Regions from separate parts of the Homo sapiens genome. Here region 1 is linked to region 2. A link is an interaction called in ENCODE POLR2A ChIA-PET data of the cell type or tissue named here. Cell type or tissue: IMR-90. All regions are shown on one strand. Links, peaks and the distances in the headings refer to the core of each region. The heading gives the core; the rest is flanking DNA. Region 1 overlaps SYNE2 (spectrin repeat containing nuclear envelope protein 2). Region 2 overlaps ESR2 (estrogen receptor 2).

What was found. ChIA-PET counts read pairs that join two places held together with the same protein. Peaks named below come from ENCODE experiments on the same cell type or tissue, not always from the same donor. Only the 100,000 strongest peaks of a DNase experiment are listed, where the experiment ranks them.
Region 1: POLR2A ChIA-PET joins it to region 2 with 9 read pairs; 4 of 35 experiments call an interaction of 5 or more read pairs at or near these places.

What each region holds. Positions count from the first base shown.
Region 1 is chr14:64,162,843-64,167,242 of GRCh38, reverse strand. It overlaps SYNE2 (spectrin repeat containing nuclear envelope protein 2), which reads right to left. Exons shown (of 116, transcript NM_182914.3): 89 at 3,662-3,841; 90 at 1,833-1,958; 91 at 1-10. Among named protein-coding and RNA genes, the nearest start is that of MIR548H1, 70 kb to the right of the region's middle. In IMR-90, for the core only: no CTCF peak of the experiment used is centred there; a DNase peak (open chromatin) is centred at 1,822; H3K27ac peaks cover 309 bases.
Region 2 is chr14:64,274,637-64,279,036 of GRCh38, reverse strand. The region is part of intron 3 of ESR2 (estrogen receptor 2); the gene reads left to right. Among named protein-coding and RNA genes, the nearest start is that of ESR2, 18 kb to the left of the region's middle. In IMR-90, for the core only: no CTCF peak of the experiment used is centred there; no DNase peak of the experiment used is centred there.

The sequences.
Region 1 (4,400 bases), core at 82-4,081, 110 kb after region 2:
GCACATGATTCTATTTTTAAAAAATTGAAGTACAGGTTTTTGGATGCCAATAAGATATCTAGATGACAAAAAACCCTCCTTACCTCAAAGATAAAGGAAAACTGGGGCCTGAACAGGCAAATGACTTGCCCACAGTCAAACAGCTTGCTAATGTTAGAGTGGGACCTGAATTCAGCTATCTCAATGCTGTGCCTTCTAGAATACCAACCTGCAACACGGCCAGCACCCAAACAGCCCAGGAAATAGAAAGTTATCTCAGATTTTGTCACCGAAGAATACAGAAAATAGGCTTTTTTATTTTTTATTTTTCGGAATGGAGTCTCATTCTGTCGCCCAGGCTGGACTGCAGTATCATGATCTCGGCTCACTGCAACCTCCGCCTCCTGGGTTCAAACGATTCTCCTGCTTCAGCCTCCCAAGTAGGTGGAATTACAAGTGCCTGCCACCACACCTGGCTAATTTTTGTATTTTTAGTTTCACCATGTTGGCCAGCTGGTCTAAAACTCTGACCTTGGATGATCCACCTGCCTCGGCCTCCCAAAGTGCTGGGATTACAGGCGTGAGCCACTGCACCCAGCCTAACATGCTTTTTAAAAAAGGACCAATTCTGGGCTTTTAAGTCCCATTTAGTCTGCCAATAACCTGGCCTTCAACAAACAGGTCAAGCACAGAGTGATGAAAATTTGATTCTTAAAATAACTCTAGCAGAGCAAGGGACTTAAACACCCATATTTTGATAGAACATGACATTGCAAGAAAGCAAACTTATCAAAATTTCATTTTTAAAAAGATATTCCAGCGACAGCTTCTAAGCTGACAAGCAAACATCCTTAACAATATTGAAGTTACCACTACAGAACTCTGCTGTAATATTCTAGGTCAGGATAAGCAAACTTTTTCTGTAAAAGGGCAGATCATAAATATTTTAGGCATTTGTGGGCCATATGGTCTCTGTAGCAACTAGTCAACTCTGCCCTTGTAGCGTGAAAACTATAATAGACAATATGTAAATGAAAGGGCATGGCTGTGTTCCATCAAAATTTTATTTAAAAAAAAATCAGTGATGGACAGTGCACCACAGTTTGTTGACTGCTGATCTAAGTTATGAATATTGATTCCTAGGAGAGTTACAAGACCAGATCTAATTCTTTCAGTCATTTATGTTTACTAAACTAAACTTACGAAGGTAAAGAAAAATGCATAATAGAATTTTTTTTATATTAAACTAACCAGAAAAATTCAATTAATCACAACAGCCAATTTCTAGATTATTTCAGTTCACTGACGGTAATTATGAAAAAACATCTACTACAAATTACTCTGACGTATTACTAAAAGAGATCCCTATGTCATCCTACTTTTTCTAGGCCTGAGGGAAAATAGGACAGTAATGAATGGCATAAAAATGACTGTGCTCAAGGGTGAGTTAGGCCAGGCGCAGTGGCTCAGGCCTGTAATCCCAGCACTTTGGGAGGCCGAGGCAGGCGGATCACCTGACGTCAAGAGTTCAAGACCAGCTTGGCCAATATGGTAAAACTTCATCTCTACTAAAAAATACAAAAATTAGCCGGACATGGTGGCACATGTCTGTAGTCCCAGCTACTTGGGAGGCTGAGGCAGGAGAATGGCTTGAACCCGGGAGGTGGAGGTTGCAGTGAGCCGAGATCGTGCCACTGCACTCCAGCCTGGGTGACAGAGCGAGAGTCCGTCTCAAAAAAAAAAAATAAGAGTGAGTTAGGATGCAAGCATTCCATAAGTTCACAGTAATCAGCTTATTTTTTTTAACCTTATGGTGAGTCTAAGCCCTTAGAAAAGACAAATATTGGCAATACCAGGAATGAGTCAGGATTTTCTTTTTCCTGTTGGTGAAGTCTATCCAAATTCTCTTCTTCATGCATAATAAGACCTTTTAAAGATTCCAGCCGGACTCCAAAATCCTTAAACTGTGAGAGAACAAACTAGAACAAGAGAAATTTTCATTAGAAACTATTTTCATGTACATATAAAACAGAATTAAACACAGGCTTGGGAGCTGCTAAAAATTCAAGATGTTTTTGGCTAGGCACGGTGGCTCATGGCTGTAATCCCAGCACTTTGGGAGGCCGAGGTGGGAAGATTGCTTGAGCCCAGGAGTTCAAGACCAGCCTGAGCAACATAGGCAGACTCCATCTCTGCAAAAAATAAAAAATTAGCTGGGCATAGTGGTGTGAGCCTGTGGTCCCAGCTTTTTGGGAGGCTGAGGCAGGAGGATCAACTGAACCTGGGAGGTCAAGGCTGCAGTAAGCTGTAATTATGCCACTGCACGCCAGCCTGGGTGACAGAATAAGACCCTGTCTCCCTGTCTCAAACAAACAAACAAACAAACAAAAAAAAACAAAAAATAAAAAAAAGTAAATTCAAGTTGTTTTCAACACCCAGAAGTTCACTATTATCTCAAGAATCATAGATAAATATTCAGAAGCCCCCTGATTTTTCACTCGTGCCTTTGAGCCTTCCCAAATGGACAGATCACCCGCCTGAGGAGACCACATAGAGAGTCAGTGAGCACTCCGTTCTCTCAGTCCCACTAGTTAAATGTGCTTTTTTGTTTGTTTGTTTTCCTGCTGGTACTGAGATGTGATACTGCAACTCCATGGCCTTCTGTGTAGCTTGTTGACAGCTCCTGCACTAAAGGCTTTATAAAAAGTGAATGAAGGCTGAGAGCAGTGGCTCATGCTTGTAATCCCAGCACTTTGGGAGGCCAAGGTGGGTAGATCACTTGAGGCCAGGAGTTCAAGACCAGCCTGGCCAATGTGGCGAAACCCCATCTCTACTAATTATACAAAAATTAGCCGGCCAGACACAGTGGCTCACGTCTGTAATCCCAGCATTTTGGGAGGCCAAGGCAGGTGGATCACGAGGTCAGGAGATTGAGACCATCCTGGCTAACATGGTGAAACCCTGTCTCTACTAAAAATACAAAAAAATTAGCCAGGCATGGTGGCAGGCACCTGTAGTCCCAGCTACTCGGGAGGCTGAGGCAGGAGAATGGCATAAACCCAGGAGGCGGAGCTTGCAGTGAGCTGAGATCACACCACTGTACTCCAGCCTGGGCGACAGAACGAGACATCTCAAAATAAATAAATAAATAAATAAATAAATAAATAAATAAATAAGCAAGCCAGGCGTGGTGGTGGGTGCCTGTAGTCCCAGCTATCCGGGAGGCTGAGGCAGGAGAATCGCTTGAACCCGGGAGGTGGAGGTTGCAGTGAGCCAAGATTATGCCACTGCACTCTAGCCTGGGTGTCAGGTCAAGAGTCTGTCTCAAAATAAAAAAAAGTGAATGAAGACACGAAGATATGACAAATCATCATGCTTTAAGCAGCTACTTCTATGGCTCAATTACTTGACTCAGAAATCCAAATAACTGTGAGATCTGAACAATGTATGCAATATAATACATATATGACTTCTAGAACTAACATCTTCAATAAGGAAGAAATGATTGCTTAAGATCTGCCCATGTGATTGAAGCTAGAATCGTATACATTTGGGAGCAGCTTCAGTCTGTAATTTTGCTAAGGAGCAGCCCGTAAAGCACTACTGCTTCAAAGGATACAAGGGATTGAGGATGGAATGCAAATGTCTAAGACTAAAACTTGAATGGAAAGAAAAGATGAACCTCAAATTCATTTGCTTTCACAAGCAGCATCTTTTCCAAATAAGCAGCCCTCTGGAGAGAGTGCAGGGGGCCCGGGAGGAGCATGTGGGTGCTGGACTCTGCGGGTTGTGGGAGTCGATCCAGGACACTGGAATTTTGGAGAAAGGCTTCTTTTGTTTTCTGCACATCATGCTGCAGCTCCTGCAGAAGAAAAAGGGATGGCAAACACCTCTTCCTCCTTTCAAACCACAATTCCCTACCCGCTGCTGCTCCATCAAAATCTAGGAGAATATTTGCCCTGAAAACGTAGGCATGATCTTTTGTTATTATTTATTTTAAATAGCTGAAAAGGCTGGGCTTTCTTGAAATGATGTATATCACTGGCGCTTTTCCGAAATTTGTCAGTTCAAAACTAAAAGTGACCACTGACTAATAGAGTCGAGGCTTCTAGTGTATAGAAACTGGAGACAACCTGAGTACTCATGTACTTTATATTTCAGTTGTCAAACAGTTTAGGTATCTGCTTTCATGCTGTTTCAAGAATCAATGCAACTCTGACCCCTGCCTGAGACTTTCTGATATAAATGGATTCACGTGCAGAAACTATAGAATTTTATTAATCAGGCTGATTTTAAGGCTATTCTGGAAATATTGTGTACATAAAATTTGTTTTTTTATTTTTAAATTATCAGCTCAGGTAGAAGTTAATCAGATGTACAGAGCATTATCTGTTGGATTCTCACCTAATTAAATTGGTTGC
Region 2 (4,400 bases), core at 84-4,083:
ATCATGCAGATGAAGCCTCCAGGTAGCAGGCTTCAGAGAGAATAGATTGTAAATATTTCTTAGGGGTCTTAAAGGGTCTGTTCTATCAGTGATTCCAAAAGGGGAGGGAGGGTATAATGAACCATGTCTGTCTCCCTTGTTCCATCATGGCCTAAACTTATTTTTCAGGTTAACTTTGTAATGCCCTTGGCCAAGAGGAGGGACCCATTCAGATGGTTGAGGGGCCTTAGAATTTTATTTTTTGGTTTATAAACTTCAAGTTGTGCACCCCTGATTTCAAGGCTGGTCAGCTCATCTCCCTGCATGTGTCTTTGCTACACTCCTTCTCTCGTACCAGCCCTGATTTGCTGAAGTCACTTTCTTGCTTACTCTTGTTTTCTCTATTTGCCCCATAACCTGTCCCTCAACTGCTCCCTCCCAGGCAACACCCTATGTTTCCATCTGAAAGCTCCCTTCCTTTTTCTATCAAAGCCCCAATGCTTTGTTCTTTGCCAGTTAAGAAAAGCAACGTTGAGAGAATTCATAGTGTGTAAATGGCAAATAGCAATTTACTAAATTAACTCACCCATTGATAACTCTAAGAGGATGTTTTACCTTAAGCAGAGAAATACTGATAGAATCCAGGATATGGTGAGGAGTGAAATGTTGGTAGTCACCTTCCTACCTGTCCCCTGAAATTCACCCTGTATGAATGGCAGCCTCTTTGTCCTGGATTTTATAATTACTAGCTCTGCGACTTCACCTCCTAGCCTGTTTCCTCCTCTGTGAAATGGAGATACTCATAGGGATTTTCTAAAGATGAAATAAGGTTGATTATATGAAAACATATTCAGTGCTCAAATATTTTATTTGTGACAATCTTAACAGTAGATTATAAGGCCAAGTCCATTTCCTGGCTATATGATAAGAACAATATTGATTTTCTGAAATTCTGAACTGAATTCTTGATACGATGACTATTTTGTATCTTGCTGAGTTTCTAGGATTTTACCCCTTAAGAACGTTTGGACCTATTACTACTAACCATATCTTTTAAAAAGAGATCCTTCTTTTTTTTTTTTGCTTTTGGGGAAACATTGGTCTGCTTGAAACATCTTTGACCCCTGAGACTACAGCTAATAACAATTGAAAGTAAATTTCCTTTGCTTCTCTATGTTGTTTCTTCCTTCCTGCTGCATCAGACAGGAATGTCAAATTCTAAATGTGCAAAGAGGAAAGAGTTAAAGCTGTTACAGTTGTACAGTTGTAGTGCCTAAATGATCCTTTCTTTGCATGCTTCCTGTCTTTGATATAAGTGCATTACAGTAACTGAAAGTGGCCACTTATTTTTAAAATTGTCTCAAATAGGCCAGGATGGTACAGTATTGAGAAATTCCTTGCATGTAACTTTTTTTTTTTTTTTTTTTTTTTTGGAGATGGAGTCTCATTCTGTCACCCAGGCTGGAGTGCAGTGGCACAATCTCGGCTCACTGCAAGCTCTGCCTCCCAGATTCACACCATTCTCCTGCCTCAGACTCCCAAGTAGCTGGGATTACAGGAGCTGGCCACCACACCCTGCTAATTTTTTGTATTTTTAGTAGAGACAGGGTTTCGGCATGTTAGCCAGGATGGTCTCGATCTCCTGACCTTGTGATCCGCCCGCCTCGGCCTCCCAAAGTGCTGGGATTACAGGTGTGAGCCACCGCACCTGGCCCATTCTTATGTTTTTTATAATTTTAAACTTGTCTTGCTAACTTGATTTATAAGCTAATTGACCATATCTTAGTCATGTACCTGTCCCCTTCACTGTACAAATGCACTGGAAGCTGTGTTGTGCTTGCTTTTCCATTGATACTTTGTTGGCTTCTTCACACAATGAGTTGCCATCAGAGTGATAAGTGCTGTTGTTTCTCTACTGGGTTATGGAGCACAGAGGAAGGAGGACATAGGGAGAAGGACCTCATCACTTCATCTGGTCCAGATGACAGCATGGCTTATTTTTTGAGCTTATCCTTTACTTTTTGTTCTCTTTCCTATTGGTGTTCATTTAACAAATATTTATTGAGCATTGTACCAGGCTCTACGGATGCAGTGGTGAACAAGACAATAGATTATAGATTCCATGAGGGCAAGGATTTTTGTCCATTTTGTTCACTAGTGGCACTTACCAATTCCTTGAATATGATTTTTCAAAATTAATTGGGCTTATACACAGAGTTCTGTATCATTTTTCACTTAATATTGTCGTATAAGCATTTCTGTTGTTAAATTTCCAGAGACCCTTTTCACAACTGCACAACTGTGTAATATTCTATCTTATGATCAGATTTAATTTATTTAACTCTTTATTATTGAAGGCCCTATCAATTATTTTCATTGTTTTAATGCTATGGTTACTTTATTTGTTCATGAAGTTTTGAAAAAAATAAGTTTCTCTGGATATGTTTTTAGAACAAATCTGTGGGGTCAGAGTGCATTAATGTTTAAAGTTCTTGACAGATGTTTTCAAGTGTTCAAGTCTTAAGAAGGTTGTACAGACTTGCTCTTTTACCAGCAGTGTGAGTGTCGCTTTTTCCAACCTCTTGGTAGCATTGACTCTTATCAAAAAGAAAAAAACCTTGCTACATTGATACGTGATGTATAGTATCTTTTGGTTTCAATTTGCTTCTCTTTATTAGTGAGGTAAATGTTTTCTCATAAATCTATCTGCCATTTGTATTTTCTCTTTTATCTTCTTTATTCAGAGATTTTGCCCGTTTTTATATTGGGTTCTGGCATTTGCTTGATAAATTTATTGTGTGCTTTATATATTAACCTATTATTACATGTATGACAAATATTTTTTCCACTTGACTCTGATTTTGATATGCAGAAATAGTTAATCTTTAAATAGTCAAATATTACCAACTTTGATAGTTTTGTGTATAGTTTTTAAGCCTAAAAAAAGTCCTTTCATACCCAGGCATTATATAAACTTTTGCGCATATTTTGTTATTTAATAGTTTGTTTTTACATTTTATTATTTAATTCAAAAGAAATTTATTTTGGCATACTGAATGAAATAACCAAATGTATTTATCTCTCGTTAATTTTCTCCACATCATTTTACTTAATAAATCCATTCATTTTTCATTGATTTAAAATATGGGAGCCAATTTTTAAAAGTTGAGTTTGAGATATAATATGCATACAATAAAATTTACCTATTTTCATTACTGGTAATAGTAAGTACATAGAAAACCACAGAATAATATAACACTGTTAATTGTGGTTTGTAACCTCATATTTTGAGTAGAAAGTCTAAAGGAAGAACCAATGAAAAACAATAACTACAACTTTTTTTTTCTTTTTTTTTGAGACAGAGTCTCACTCTGTCATCCAGGCTGGAGTGTAATGGTGCAATCTCGGCTCACTGAAACCTCCGACTCCCAGGTTCAAGGGATTCTCCTGCCTCAGCCTCCCAAGTAGCTGGGATTACAGACACCCACCACCACGCCTGGCTAATTTTTGTATTTTTAGTAGAGATGGGGTTTCACCATATTGGCCAGGCTGGTCTCGAACTCCTGACCTCAGGAGATCAGCCCACCTCAGACACATGTAGATTGAAAATAAAGGGATGGAAAAATATTTCATGCAAATGGAAACCAAAAAAGAGCAGGAGTGGCTATACTTAGACCAGACCAAATAGAGTTCAAGACAAAAACTATAAAAAGAGACAAAAAAGGTCACTAATAATAAAGATGTCAATTCAGCAAGAGAATATAACAATTGTAAATATGTCTGGAGCACACAGATATATAAAGCAAATATTATTAGAGCTAAAGAGAGAGACAGACTGATATGGTAATAGCTGGACACTTTAACACTCCACTTTCAGCATCGAACAGATCATCCAGACACAAAATCAACAAAGAAATGTCAGATTTAATCTGCACTAAAGACCAAATGGACCTAATAGATATTTACAGAATATTTCATCCAGTGGCTGCAACATACACATTCTTTTCCTCAGCACATGGATCATTCTGAAGGATATACCATATATTAGGCCACAAGACAAGTGTTAAAACATTCAAAAAAACTGGAATCAAATCAAGCACCTTCTTTGACCACAATGGAATAAAACTAGAAATCAATAAAGAATTTTGGAAACTATACAAACATGGAAATTAAACCATATACTCCTGAACAACCAGTGTGTCAATGAAGAAATTAAGAAGGAAATTAAAAATTTCTTGAAACAAATGGTAATGGAAACAACATACCAAAACCTATAGGATACAGTGAAAGCAGTACTAAGAGGAAAGTTTATAGCTTAAGTGCCTACATCTAAAAAGTAGAAAATCTTGAAGTAAACAACTTAATGATGTATCTTAAAGAACTAGAAAAGCAAGAGCAAGCCAAACCCAAAATTAATAGAA